Regions from separate parts of the Homo sapiens genome. Here region 1 is linked to region 2. A link is a contact called in ENCODE Hi-C or POLR2A ChIA-PET data. All regions are on one chromosome and are shown on one strand. The core of a region is the stretch at or near the end of the contact, and the rest is flanking DNA. Distances in the headings are between cores, read along the strand shown. Region 1 has its middle 72 kb from the start of ANXA1. Region 2 overlaps ALDH1A1 (aldehyde dehydrogenase 1 family member A1).

Region 1 (6,435 bases), core at 2,487-4,986, 150 kb after region 2:
TTTATATTTCTCTTCAAATGGAGAACTTAGAAATTCACTAGGCAATCATTACTTTATTCAAGGCAATTTTATGAATTAAACAAGATGCTAATTATACTATCAATAGCATAACTGTGCTTTTTGACTCAAAGAAAATATAACTTGAACCCACAATGATGTGAAGTTTCTTCTATATAGATCTTTGTTTATCCTGCTGATTTGTTTCCTCATTATTGGCTTCTTAAGAAATCGTTGCTCAACTCTGATTTTGTGTTTCAGCTTTGAGTCACATTGAGACCAATGAACATCTTTCAAGTATTTGATTATATTTGTGATTATATGTAGGGAACTTCTTTTCTTCCTGTTGAAAAATGATTGGGACTCAAATAACAGTAGTACTGACCATGTATCACTCAGTGTGCCATAACATAAATTCTGCATCATTGGTCAATTCATTTATTCAATCTTTTATTTCACTCCACACCCATATGGGGTGACTATGATGCAGACATGTTTATATACACAGCAGAAACATCACTGGAAAAAAACAGACAAAAGTTCTTGCTCTCATGGAACTTAGATTCTGACAAAGAAAGATATCAAATAAACCTTAAACAAATATAAATACACTACAGATATATAAATTATGTAAAGTGGTGGTAAGTGCTGTGAAGTAATGTGTAGTAGAGTAGGGGGGATAGAGAATGATAGTGGAGAAGGGGAAGGATGCTCTTTCATATGAGAGTCAGGAAAATCTCTGATAAGGTGACATCTATTCATGGAGTTGTAGTGAAGGAGAAATCAAAATGGATATCTAAGGGAAACACCTTCCAGGCAAGTAAGACCCTGAGACAAGAATATTCTAAGTATATTCAAGGAATAGCAAGAAGGTCTAAAGGGCAGGATATGATATTCATTTTAAAAGTTTGCTCTGTTTGCATATGAGAATAGATTGTAGAAAGGCAAGTGTAAAAGGCTATTACACACTTGCAAGATGTTTACTGAGAGATGACATTCAGTTTAGTTTGCTGGCATGGATCAGGATTTAGAAAAGAGAATGAACCTGGAGGGACAATTTGAAGATATTCAGAATGACTCTGCAGATTTTTCTTGAGTAGCTAGAACTATATGAAGATCAGGTGTGTGTGTGTGGGTGTGGGTGTTTGCATGTGTGTGTGTGTGTGTGTGTGAGAGAGTGTGTGTTGAAAAGGGGTAGACTAAAATAAATCAAAGTCCAGTTTCAGATAGCAGAAATTTAAGATGGCAACTTGACAGTAGATGTAAGCCAAAAAATGTATAAGTCAGGTGTATCCAGGAGATGTTGGGACTGAAGATATAATTTTAGGAATTTTTTAAGCATATAGTTGGTATTTAAATACTTGGAATCAGATGAAGTCACCTACACAAGGAGTACTGGTGGAGAAGAGTTTATGAAAATAAAGAGAAATCAGCAAAGGGGACAGCAAATAATTTTTTTTCCAAAAAGAAAGGGAGTCATTAGCTATATCAAAAGCTGTTAATAACTGAAGCAAGATGATTATGGAGAAATGACACTGAATTTTTCAGTGTAGAAGTCATTAATGGCCTTGACAAGATCAGTGTATGAAAAAAATTTTGTGTTTCAGTGGGCAACTAAACATAGTCTGACAACTCTTTTAGGGTATCAAATTCTACCCCTGCTCATTGTCTTTGAGCTGTTTTGCAAATCTTTGTAAGTGGTAGGTAATTGATAAACAAATTCTGACTTGTCTGTTAGTGACATTAATTGACTTTCTGTGTCCAGTTTGGTAGTGATCTAAATGAATGTGGAAAAATCAGTTTTGTCTGCATTTCCAATTAATTTCAACATTCTGTGCTCTAGATAAATTAGCGCTGTTTGACTTTTCCTTTGAATCAGTTATAACATCTCCGTGGCTCCCTCATATTATGTAAGTAAAATTATTTAACACATGTTCATTTTCATATCTGAATGAGGGTTATGATTTCACCTTTTTCTGAAAATTATCTTTTTAGCATTAACGTTGGTGTGGTGATGTAGGCAAAAGACTGGCTCAGAGGTACTTGACAGAAAATGGAAAATGGGGTCAAAATGGTTGATTTGATATTCAGAAAAACCTTTTTTGGTAAAGCACATTGAAAAATCTCAACACAATTTAACAATTTTTTAAATTATGGTAGGAAAGTAAAAATAAGGGAATCTAGAAGCTTGATATAAGAAGGCAATCCAGGCCTGGCGTGGTGGCTCATGCCTGCAATCTCAGAACTTTGGGAGGCGGAGGTGGACGGATCACTTGAGGCTAGGAGTTTGAGATCAGCCTGGCCAACATGGCAAAACCCTGTCTCTACTAAAAATACAATTATTAGCCAGGTGTGGTGGTGCACGCCTATAATCTCAGCTACTTGGGAGGCTGAGGCACAAGAATCGCTTGAACCGGGAGGCGGAGGTTGCAGTGAGCAGAGATTGCACCACTGCATTCCAGCCTGGGCGATAGAGTGACACTCTTTCACAAAAATAAATAAATAAATAAATATAAAATAAGAAGGCAATCCAGAGGAGTGAGTGAGTACTGGATCTGCTAATGTGAGGGGTCATGAGCTCTTGGGACAGGAAACAAAGCTTGAGACTAGAGCTCTGGTAGGATCCACAGCATAATGCCGGGAGCAGCAAAATCTCAAGGGAAAAACCTGACTTTGCTTTAAAATGGAGATGTCTGAAATACTTGTCTGTCCTGAACTTAGCTCTAGATAAGCTAGAATAAAAGAACAATTATCTGCTGAGAATTTCTAACCACAAGGTGGCACACACCTTGTTTGTTGAAGAACTGAGGTACAGCAAGGTGTGGCTAGAACACTGAACCAAAGGAATTGTGGTATGACCTTAGTTAGGTCTTGGCTGTCATCTCCTTGTTACCCTAACATAAAAGGTTGTGAACAATAACTTCTCTATGTCACTGGATAATTCAGCCATGAGGCTCTCTCTTGATTCACATCATAAAAACCCAAACATTATTCTTTTGTTGCCATGCACACTTGCAGGTACAAGGATGTTAAAATCTACACACCCCTCCCTAATTCTTATATTGCAAAAATTTGCCTGTTACATAATAATGATAGTTCCTTGAGTTTTTATCAAGTATTATGTTTACCCAGAAAAGAACAGTATTTTAAAAAGGTATTCTTATACAATTCTCCCCACTTTTTGCATTTTGTATTTTCTTTGGGACAAAAATGTTATTTGCCTTTGTTGGCAGGGACAGTTAGTTACATTTTTAGGGGAAAATCTCAGAATGAGAAACTAAACTCGAACTAAAATAAATATAAGTCTTAGTAAAAAAATCTGAGAAATCAAATGTATTTATTTAAAGTAAGCTTAGATCTTTTTTTGAGCTCAAATCCCGTGATAATTCAATCTGAATTTATTTTGGTGCTCTCTCACTCACACCCATCTTATGAAAACCAAAGCATTTGGGGGTCTTTTACTCATCCGGTTACCACTGAGATGCCTTGTCTAAACTTACAAGGGCTACTGAAATCTGAGAACCTTGGGTTTTAGTGCCATCTGGAAGCCCAGTAAACTTTGCAAAGGCTGTGAAACTCAGCCTAAACTCCAGCCCCTCAGGCATACTAGGCAGCCACACCCCTCCCACCTAACCCAAAACTCCGCTCACCTCCTGCAATGCTGTGAAGGAGAAAGCTGTAGGTTCCCTGGGAGTCTGCAGATCTCTCTTCCCATCCTGGACTTCTGGGGCATGCCTCCCCTCCCACCTTCTCTTTTCCACAAGGCACATGTCTCCCTTTCCCCTATCTGGCATAATTCCCTCAAGGAGTGCCAGGAAGGCAGATCATCTGCTGGATAATTAGCCTTTCTGTCCTACAGCACAAACCTCCTGTGAGGTTAAAAGAATGAAGGAGCTGGCTGCCTTCTTTAAGTGGACATGAATGTAAAAAAGATCCATGAAGCACAAAACACAAATTCTGTCTCGATTAGCTATGTTGATTCACAGCTTGTAGCCTCTCCTCATAACCTGAAATACCTGATAAAGGACGGCACGCTCCATCAAAACATACTGTCCAATTTGTGAGTGGTTGAAGGAGTGCCCCAAACCTCCATCGGCGGTCTGGCCTTTATAATCTTACACGCACAGTGTTTTATTCCTGAAAACTAAAGCTGAAGGAGAAAACTTAAATTACAAATGTCATCACTCATTTACTTAAAAATTATCTCCTTCTGTATATGCAGATGCTTCTTATTCTCTTGCAATCTTTCCAAGCCCTTTGCACTAGCTGTATTCTTTAGCACATTAAAGAAATAAAATCATTTCTTGACTCTCATGGGAAGATAAGATGGAAATGGCAAGATACCGCTGGGAATAATAGGCAGAGGAATGTTGCTTTTGATAAGAAACCAATAGAACTATACCTACTTTCTTTTTCTTTTCTTTTTTTTCTTTTCTTTTCTTTTTTTTTTGAGACGGAGTCTCACTCTGTCGCCCAGGCTGGATGCAGTGGTGCGATCTCGGCTCACTGCAAGCTCCGCCTCCTGGGTTCACGGCATTCTCCCGCCTCAGCCTCCAGAGTAGCTGGGACTACAGGCGTGTGCCACCACGCCCGGCTAATTTTTTTTTTTTTTTTTTGTATTTTTAGTAGAGGCAGGGTTTCACCGTGTTAACAGGATGGTCTCGATTTCCCGACCTCGTGATCTGCCGGCCTCGGCCTCCCAAAGTGCTGGGATTACAGGCGTGAGCCACCGCGCTCGGCCGAGCTATACCTACATTTTATACATGTCTTCAATGACACATTTATGATTAAACTAAAGATGTTGGAATGAAAATGACAAGTGATCATTTCTCAACATACAAGAAAGTCTATCTCAGTGTATCCATGGGCCAGGAAGAGAATACACTTTAATAAATGTGTTTTTTTGGGGACTAGCCCAGGCTGAGAAAGGAAAAGTCTCTGGTAGTTCCATCAGGTCTTAGTTTCCTGGGTATACATAACTCTGTATTATTTGGCTGAGAAATTAAAGGATTTTCCTTCAGTGTATTCTTAAATCATATTATACTGACATTTTATTATTCTCATGTTTTCTTTCATTATGAAAAAATTGTTGGGGAGGTGAGCATTTGCAAACCTCTTTTTATATTGCGTTTATTATGTGGAACTGGGAATCTCTGAAACTCCTTTTACTTTGTACTAAGTGGCTATGGAAAACATCTTTCGAGAATGAAGGACAAATTCTCAGAGGAAAAATACTGAATAAAAGGTTTCAACTCTTGCTGGCATTACAGTATTTCCTCACAAGGGGAGTGCATTTCAAATAGTCTCTTTTTTTGTGTAATACAGAGGAAAGCATAATTTTTTCTAAAGTTGGCATCACTACAAAAAGTCAGTCAATGCTCAACTTCTGGTATTTGATTGGTTGTGAGGGGTTTTGCTTTGTTTTGTTTCTGTATGTGGAGAGGAAAGGGACCAAGCCAGCCTTTCTGGATTTTGGAGCTGATATACTCTAGCACCACCTACTGGGAAAGGGTTTATAGTGCCCCAAATTATAAGAAACCCAAACTCAAAATCCTCTGATGCCTTCTCTCAAAACTTTCATTTATTTTTCTTCTTTTCCTATTCTTTTATTTTCTGTTGATTTTCTATTCATTTTTGTTTGTTTCCCTTTCTCTGGTATAAATACTCCAGCTTTCTCAATGTAATTCTCATACACAACTCTAAAACAACTCCCTAGAACAACTGCTTTTATGGCACGTGGAAAGGTTGGAGATGAGAAAAAATCAAGTCTATTTCAGGTCATATGTCTTCACCGCAAATGATGATTTATGGATATTAAATTCATAATCCATTATCTTACCTGTTAAATATTAATACTTAATATTAATATTTAATATTCTCAAGGCCAGAATCCATTGAATCATAATTCTTCCACTAACTAGCTATGAGGCTGTATAACCTCCCTAAGTCCTTATTTGCTCACTTGATAAAAAAGCAATGCTAATAATACATGTTGGATAGGAATGCTTTGAGAATTAAATGATATGTGATGTATGCAAACTTCAGCAGAGCACCTTTCGTGCAATGCACAATAAAAGTTTTCCATTATAATTACTCTTCTGAGGACAAAGTTCATGTTTTCATTCATCTCTGTAGCTTCAGAGTGCATAATAGAGGGTTTACATATTTCCTTCTATGTCTTAATATATACTAGAAAATTAATTGTGTAGAGTACAGTAGAAGAAAAAAACATTATTGCCATGACTATGAGCTAGCTACTCTGCTAAGCACTTTGTAGGTGTCATTTCATTCACTAGATAGAGGATACAGAATCTTGATTTTTTCCATTCTCAGTGTATTAGTCTGTTTTCACAGTGCTATAAAGATACTACCTGAGACTGGGTAATTTTTAAAGAAAAGAGGTTTAATTGACCCACAGTTCCACATGGTTAGAGAGGC
Region 2 (6,605 bases), core at 1,891-4,390:
CTGGAGAAGGAGTAGGCATAGGATCTAGACCAGGGTTGTTCAATCTTTTGGCTTCCCTGGGCTACATGGGAAGAAGAATTGTCTTGGGCCACACAAAAAATACACTAACAGTAAAGATAGCTGATGAGAATGAAAAAAAAATGTGTCGGGCTACATTCAAAGCCATCCCTGGCCATGGGTTGGACAGACCTCAACAGGCACATGGATTCCCTATTGGGGAGGGTCTAGAATTCTAGGCTGAGGAATTTTCACCTTTATTCCTCTGGTATGATTTCAACCTGTGGTGTCACCATTTTTAAATGTATTGCCATATCTTGAACATTCCCACTTGTTCTGTCTACAATAAATCTTGACTGTGGGGTTTGCTTTTCCCTATCTCAATTAGGGAGTTGCAGAATGCAAACTTTTTTTACTCTACGTCTGTGAAAAACAAAGAAGACATATATATATTTATTTACTTCATTTTAAAAAGACCAAGAAAAATAAAGTTTGATTTTCCACCATTTCTTTTTGCTATGTAAATTTGCCTTTATTCTGGAGTAAATAATTAAGATTATAAAATAATCAAATTATGCTCACCACACTATCTGGAATGTCTTTTTTGCTTCTCAACTTCCAGGAAGTTAAAAAAGTAACAATTCCTCAAAACCCAGAGCTAGTTCTAGTACCCATTTGGACATCATCATTCCTTCTTGTGAACCTTTTTTACAGCATTTTGTACATGCCTTAGTACCTTATCACACCCTGCCTGGTCTCTTGTTGTCAGCAGCTTTCTAAGATGGAGTGAAGCTCACTCTTCACTGTCTATACTGTGTACCAATGAATAACATTTTTGCACTGAGCATCTAACAAAGTCACGTAATTTAATAGAATGACTCAATAATTTTTTTTGCATGGTACAGTATGCTTCCACCACTTTCTTTTGCTTAGGATAGAACATCATCAATAAATGGGGATCTATTTTCCCAAACTTCACCTTCTAGTCTGCTCTCCCTCCTGCCCGCCACTTCTCCTTTGTGGTTGGGGTCTTTTTCTTTAACCTTTAGGATGGTCAAGTTCAAGCCAGAGAGGCAGAAAAGTTAGTCTAGGTACCACTGAGGGAAGCTGAGTTTCTGGCTCTCTTTCACAGTGTCCAGGAGAAAGACAACCCCAAATAAGGTGCAAAGGGTGAGACTCTACTATTTAATTTTCATAACCTATAGGATAAAATCATATTCATTCATACAAATCACTATGGCCTAATTTTCTATTATAAATCTTCCTAATAATATGACAAGGTCTCAGCAGCCATATTTCTCGTCAGAGAAAGTAATGAACATACTAAAAATAGTTTACTCTCATTCTGATTTAAAATAGGTGCATCATGTCATTCAAACTACATCTGCTTATATTCTATCCATATGTTTGAAGGCTAAAATAAGTAACAAATCATTAAAAAGAGTTTTTGTTTTAAAATTGTTGGCTCAAAAATAGTTACATAAAACATACTTCATAGCTGGCAATGCAGACATTCTTAACTTTTGCCCTGAGTAAATAATATTACCTCTGTTGATCCTGTGAAGGCTACTTTGTCTATATCCATGTGAGAAGAAATGGCTGCCCCTGCTGTAGGCCCATAACCAGGAACAATATTCACTACTCCAGGAGGAAACCCTGCCTAAAAGATAAAAAGTTTAAAAGTTACAGTATAAGAATTTAATTCAAAAAGGAGGAGAGTAGGGGATTGAGATTGTCTCTTAATGCCAACCTTATGAGATGCTCTAGAAAAAAATAATTCACCCAACTGGCTCTATTCTTTAGTCTTATTATGTCATTTCTAAGCACACATAAGAGAATAACTTCAAGGGTTGCATTATTAAAGGACAATTTCTTGTCAGGGTAAGTCCATACTCTATGAATCATTGCTCCAGTGATGGCTCTTTCAAATTTCATAATGCTAACTCAAAAAGATTGTATGTAAAAAAGTGTTTGGTAAGTTACTTATGTAGAAAGTAAGTAACATGTTTATTATTCCCATCAGCAAAAATAAGAAGCTGAAGGGATCTAACATTTTTTAGTTCCTAGCTGTTGTTGATTGTTGAGGGCATAACTGCTGAGTTGCAAATTCCCATTGGCATTACTTAGTAAATTGTTAAGTAAATACTGTCATCCCATTCATGATTCAACATCACAGGTTGATTTCAATCTTCATTAAAGAATTCAGGTGAAGGCATGGGAACTGAGTTGGGCACATTACAATTTCATGTTATTTGCATCGAAATGTTTCATTTTGACATCTCTTTTCCCTGTTTTTAATTTCAATAAATAATATCTTTAAAAGATAAGTTCAGTTTTGTAACTTTAAGTTTCTAGTGATTAACATTTATTTTTTAAGATTTGGTAAGATGAAGAAAAAAGGACAATGAATTGTTTGCAAGTATATTAACACAATCTAGATAGCTGATGAAAATGTTTTACATGTTCTTTTACTGTTTTTGAACAGGAAGATAAATGCAGAGGAACTCATAATAGAAAACTGAATATAAACATATCCACTCATGAGTAGATTGAAAAGTGTTTGGAAATAATGTGGCCCAATATTACAAACAAGCATATTGGCATAGAGGCCCTTTCAACCTTACATAGATTAGTTTACACAATTTTGCAGAAAACACTAGGCCATCAGTGGCAGGTACAAACCAACTTAATGTTTCAACATTTGAAAGAATGCTACATTAATTTCAACATGAATTTATGTTCATGAGAGTTGGACAAAGAAGCAAAAATGTGATCCCAAGTTGACTGTTTGACACCAAACCTTTGTGTTTGGCTTCCTGTCTGCATTTGGGCAGAGATGAATTTGGGGTGACTGCCAGAAATTGCAGCCAGCCGTCATGCTAAATGTATTCCCCCCACTGGACAGGAGCCATCTGTAAATAATGTACTTTATAGTAGCAACAAATGAGGTCTTCCTATTGTAATTTAGGATTCTTGAGTTCTTGAGCATATTTTGATTTCGGGAGACTTACCTCTTTTATTAAAGATGCCACGTGGAGAGCAGTGAGAGGAGTTTGCTCTGCTGGTTTGACAACCACTGTGTTTCCACAGCTCAGTGCAGGCCCTATCTTCCAAATGAGCATAACCAACGGGAAATTCCACTAGAAAGCAATATGTAACAATAGATTCTTTGTATTGCAAAAGGCATATTTGCTAATCCAACTTCCATATTATACACCCCCTGTAGATGTTATGTAATAATTGCGTAGTTTTGTGAAATCATCTGGCATATTATACTTCATTGCTAAAAGCAACTAGTAAATGCTAAAACGCTCTGAATAAACCAGATATGAGATATGAGAAGGAAATAGGAGAGAACCTCAAAATTTAATCAAGTACTGTTGAGTTCTTTTTCTACCAGGAAAAAAAAAATCACTGCATGGTTTGGCTTATTATGGAGCACACTGTAAGTTATCTAAAAATGTTTAAAAAGGATGATTACTCTCCTTCTCCATAAGTCATTTATTGTAATTATTTACCCAATAATATTATTTAGTAGCTTTTATTTCCAGGAAAAATACCTTGCTAAAGACAAAGATGTCCAGGGTCCAGAGGCCAAGTACTTGGGTTCAAATCTCAGCTCAATCACTGACCAGCCATGTGAACTCACACAGGTTACGTGCTCTCTGTATCTGATTTCATAATCTGTGAGTGCTGATAATAGTCCTCTCTGCCTCAGAAGGCTGTCTTGAGCATTAACCAAGAAAGAGGGCCAGGGGCTCAACACAATGACTGGTCTAGCATAGACAAGTAGTACATATCAGCTATTATCAGTGTTCATAATTATATAGTTTTTATCGATTTATTGGGACTTTTGAATTAATAAGCAATTTCACTAAAATATTGATATGAATATATTTCAATCTCATTGGAGCCAAAGATAAGTCTTGACCATTTCTTCACATAAGGACTTCGCTACCATTTTTTTGTTTGGCCTTTTAAAGCATGTCAGTTAAAATAAAATCATTTAGATAGTGTCCTGTTTGTTGGGCTTAAAAAATCTTCACAATCCTCTTAAAAAGGCTACTTTCCTCTAAGAGTAATATGGAGGATCTGAGCCTCTTATCTAAAGGTAAAATATATTCCATGCAGTGCTTCAAATGCCTCTGGTATTCTTTTTTCCATTTTGATTAAAAAATGTGTGTCATGAGTTGAACACTCTGGGAGCTACTGTTCTGCATGATGAGATGTCTCAATGAGAAAGTGCGTTGGAGAATAGTAGGCCCCACTACATTCCACCAAAATGCTATCCTGCAGATGTGCAGTGGAGAGCACCTTGCCATATACATGTAAAGCTTGGCTCTTATAAAGAGTACATAATACAACTTTTAATAAAACAACCCATAGAGTAAAGGGTTAACATTTATGGATGATGTAGTATTAAAACATTCTCAAGAGATATGCCAGAATATAGATAGGTTTTCGGACTACCTAATTCATATGCAAGAAGTTTAGTCACAGGGAGACCAAGTTCAACAAATCTTACATTTACTCCACATTTAACAAATACATAAGCATCCATCTGTTTTAGAGAAAGCTTCATCATTAGATAGAATAAGAACTCTTCTTTTTAAAATTGAGAATTATATAGGAGAAAAGCTTACAGGAATGATTTGGCCACATACACCAATAGGTTCATGTCTTGTATATGTAAAAAAATTTCCATCTGAAAAATAAAACACACACAATCATATATAAACAAATGTATTTGACATTCACAAAATGGTGGTTGGTGATGTGAGAGAAAGGTGTAGACAATAATTTTAAAAACATATATCTGGCCAGGTGTGGTGGCTCACGCCTGTAATCCCAGCACTTTGGGAGGCCGAGGCAGGCAGATCACGAGGTCAAGAGATCGAGACCATCTATATCTCCAACTATTCCCAAAATGGTAAGTGAAGCCCTAAAATAGTAATTCGAAATGATAGGAACCATAAAATTGAGTTAGGTGAAATCAAAGAGGCAAAATTGGCAAAAATCTGAAAGATAATTAATTCCACCTTTCATCTTCTAGGAGGCCTGATTTGAAAATTATCTTTATTCTCTAAGTGTTATAAAAAAGGGACGAGAAAGGAAGTAGGAGGTCTCTGGCGAAGAGAAGAACCACATTCCAATTTGTTTCTGGTAGCTCAAAGTTCTACCAATAAGAGAATTCTTTTTAAAAGTTATAATATAATTTTTAGAAATAGTAAAATTAAAAACAGTAGAATTAAAAAGAAAATCTCCCTATGAGTAATAAGCCTTTCCTACTGACTTGTTCTAAAATGTATTTTATTTGCCTACCAAACAATAATAGCAAATTCTCTAAATACATGAAGAAAATGACAGGAGTATAAGACATTTATTTTCAATCTAAATTTGACCAATTTATGTGCCCCGAAGTTTAATGTGGTCATCCAGAGAGATACATTATGCTTTACATTCAATTCTGTTCTAGTTCCCACAGAAGCTTCCTGGTTTCAGCAAGGACTCTCTTCATCAAGATCTATTTGTGTTTTAAGTGACTTCTCCCATTTTGTCCCGGAGTAAAGTAGGACAGTTCTAAAGTAGCCACATTTCTTAGTACCACCGAGGTCTTACTCTCCTCTCAACTTTCTGCTATCACTTCTGACCTCCTGCATGCTCCAATTGGATTGGAAGTGCACATCAGGGCCAGTCCTGGAGGGTATTGTATTCCTAAAGTTCATAGGTTTGCCTGAATTAAATTCCACCCATACTGTTTCCTAAATGTGTGTGTTTTCATGTTTCACATGAAATATCTTTAGTATTTCTACTCCATTATGTGCATACCCCACTAAAATAACACATACGTACAGATTCACACACACAAACCCTTAACTTAGGCTGCAAACACAGTCCCATCTTGCTTTGAAGATATTTGAAACGAGTCCGTGTGAACTGGCTTGTTTGATTAGTCTGGTCTAACTACACTGAGTTTGACCAGGCACAGATGACCATAACTGACTTATACTGGAACATGTAAAGAGGCTTAAATAATTACATTACAGAAAGGATATAAATGTCAGTATTGGAATAAAACCCAAATAAATAATTTCAGAGGTCAGCTTTAAAAAGTTTGGGACCTTAGAGAGGCAATTGCCTCAGATCAGTAATTACTGCCAAAGGAATGTTCTTACTTTGACATTTTCTAAAATATCTATAATGTTATCTTCATGATTATGCTGAAACAACTTTAAAAGACCTTTTATGAATTTTAATAGAACTTCTAAGTTGAAAACTGTGTTGTCTCAAAGTCAAGAGGAAAATAATTTTGCCTTATTTGGTTGACATCTTTAAAAGGGAGAGTTTGAAATTATTCAGCTCTATAGTAAACTCCTCGCTCCTATCCTCACCATTAGTGGTTTCTCAAAGATACTTACCAATTGGTATTGTACGGCCCTGGATCTTGTCAGCCCAACCTGCACAGTAGCGCAATGTTTTGATGCAGCCTGCTAAATCATTCAGATATGCATTGGAATAGAGTTTTCCACCATTCATTGACTCCATTGTCTGAAAAACATGTCAAACACCAAATCTAAAATTCCATAAGTTTTAGATTAAAAATATGT

Evidence for each region. Hi-C counts contacts between places; a loop is a spot of excess contacts on that map. ChIA-PET counts read pairs that join two places held with the same protein, here RNA polymerase II (POLR2A). Pooled maps may share reads with other maps.
Region 1: a map of endothelial cell of umbilical vein shows a loop between it and region 2 (3-fold over the local background). The contact joins two enhancer-like sites. A Hi-C loop is called at or near these places in 1 of 168 maps with a recorded cell type or tissue (endothelial cell of umbilical vein), 1 of 37 single-sample maps with no recorded cell type and 1 of 50 pooled maps. POLR2A ChIA-PET finds 5 or more read pairs at or near these places in 3 of 52 experiments (A549, SK-N-SH and WTC11).

What each region holds. Positions count from the first base shown.
Region 1 is chr9:73,076,720-73,083,154 of GRCh38, forward strand. No RefSeq gene overlaps it. Among named protein-coding and RNA genes, the nearest start is that of ANXA1, 72 kb to the right of the region's middle. Within about 2 kb of position 3,737, at least 3 of the 41 ENCODE cell types and tissues checked have a DNase peak (open chromatin) inside an H3K27ac peak, as active enhancers do.
Region 2 is chr9:72,922,476-72,929,080 of GRCh38, forward strand. ALDH1A1 (aldehyde dehydrogenase 1 family member A1) reads right to left here. Exons shown (of 13, transcript NM_000689.5): 4 at 6,417-6,546; 5 at 4,641-4,702; 6 at 3,009-3,137; 7 at 1,544-1,657. Among named protein-coding and RNA genes, the nearest start is that of ALDH1A1, 27 kb to the right of the region's middle. Within about 2 kb of position 3,141, at least 3 of the 41 ENCODE cell types and tissues checked have a DNase peak (open chromatin) inside an H3K27ac peak, as active enhancers do.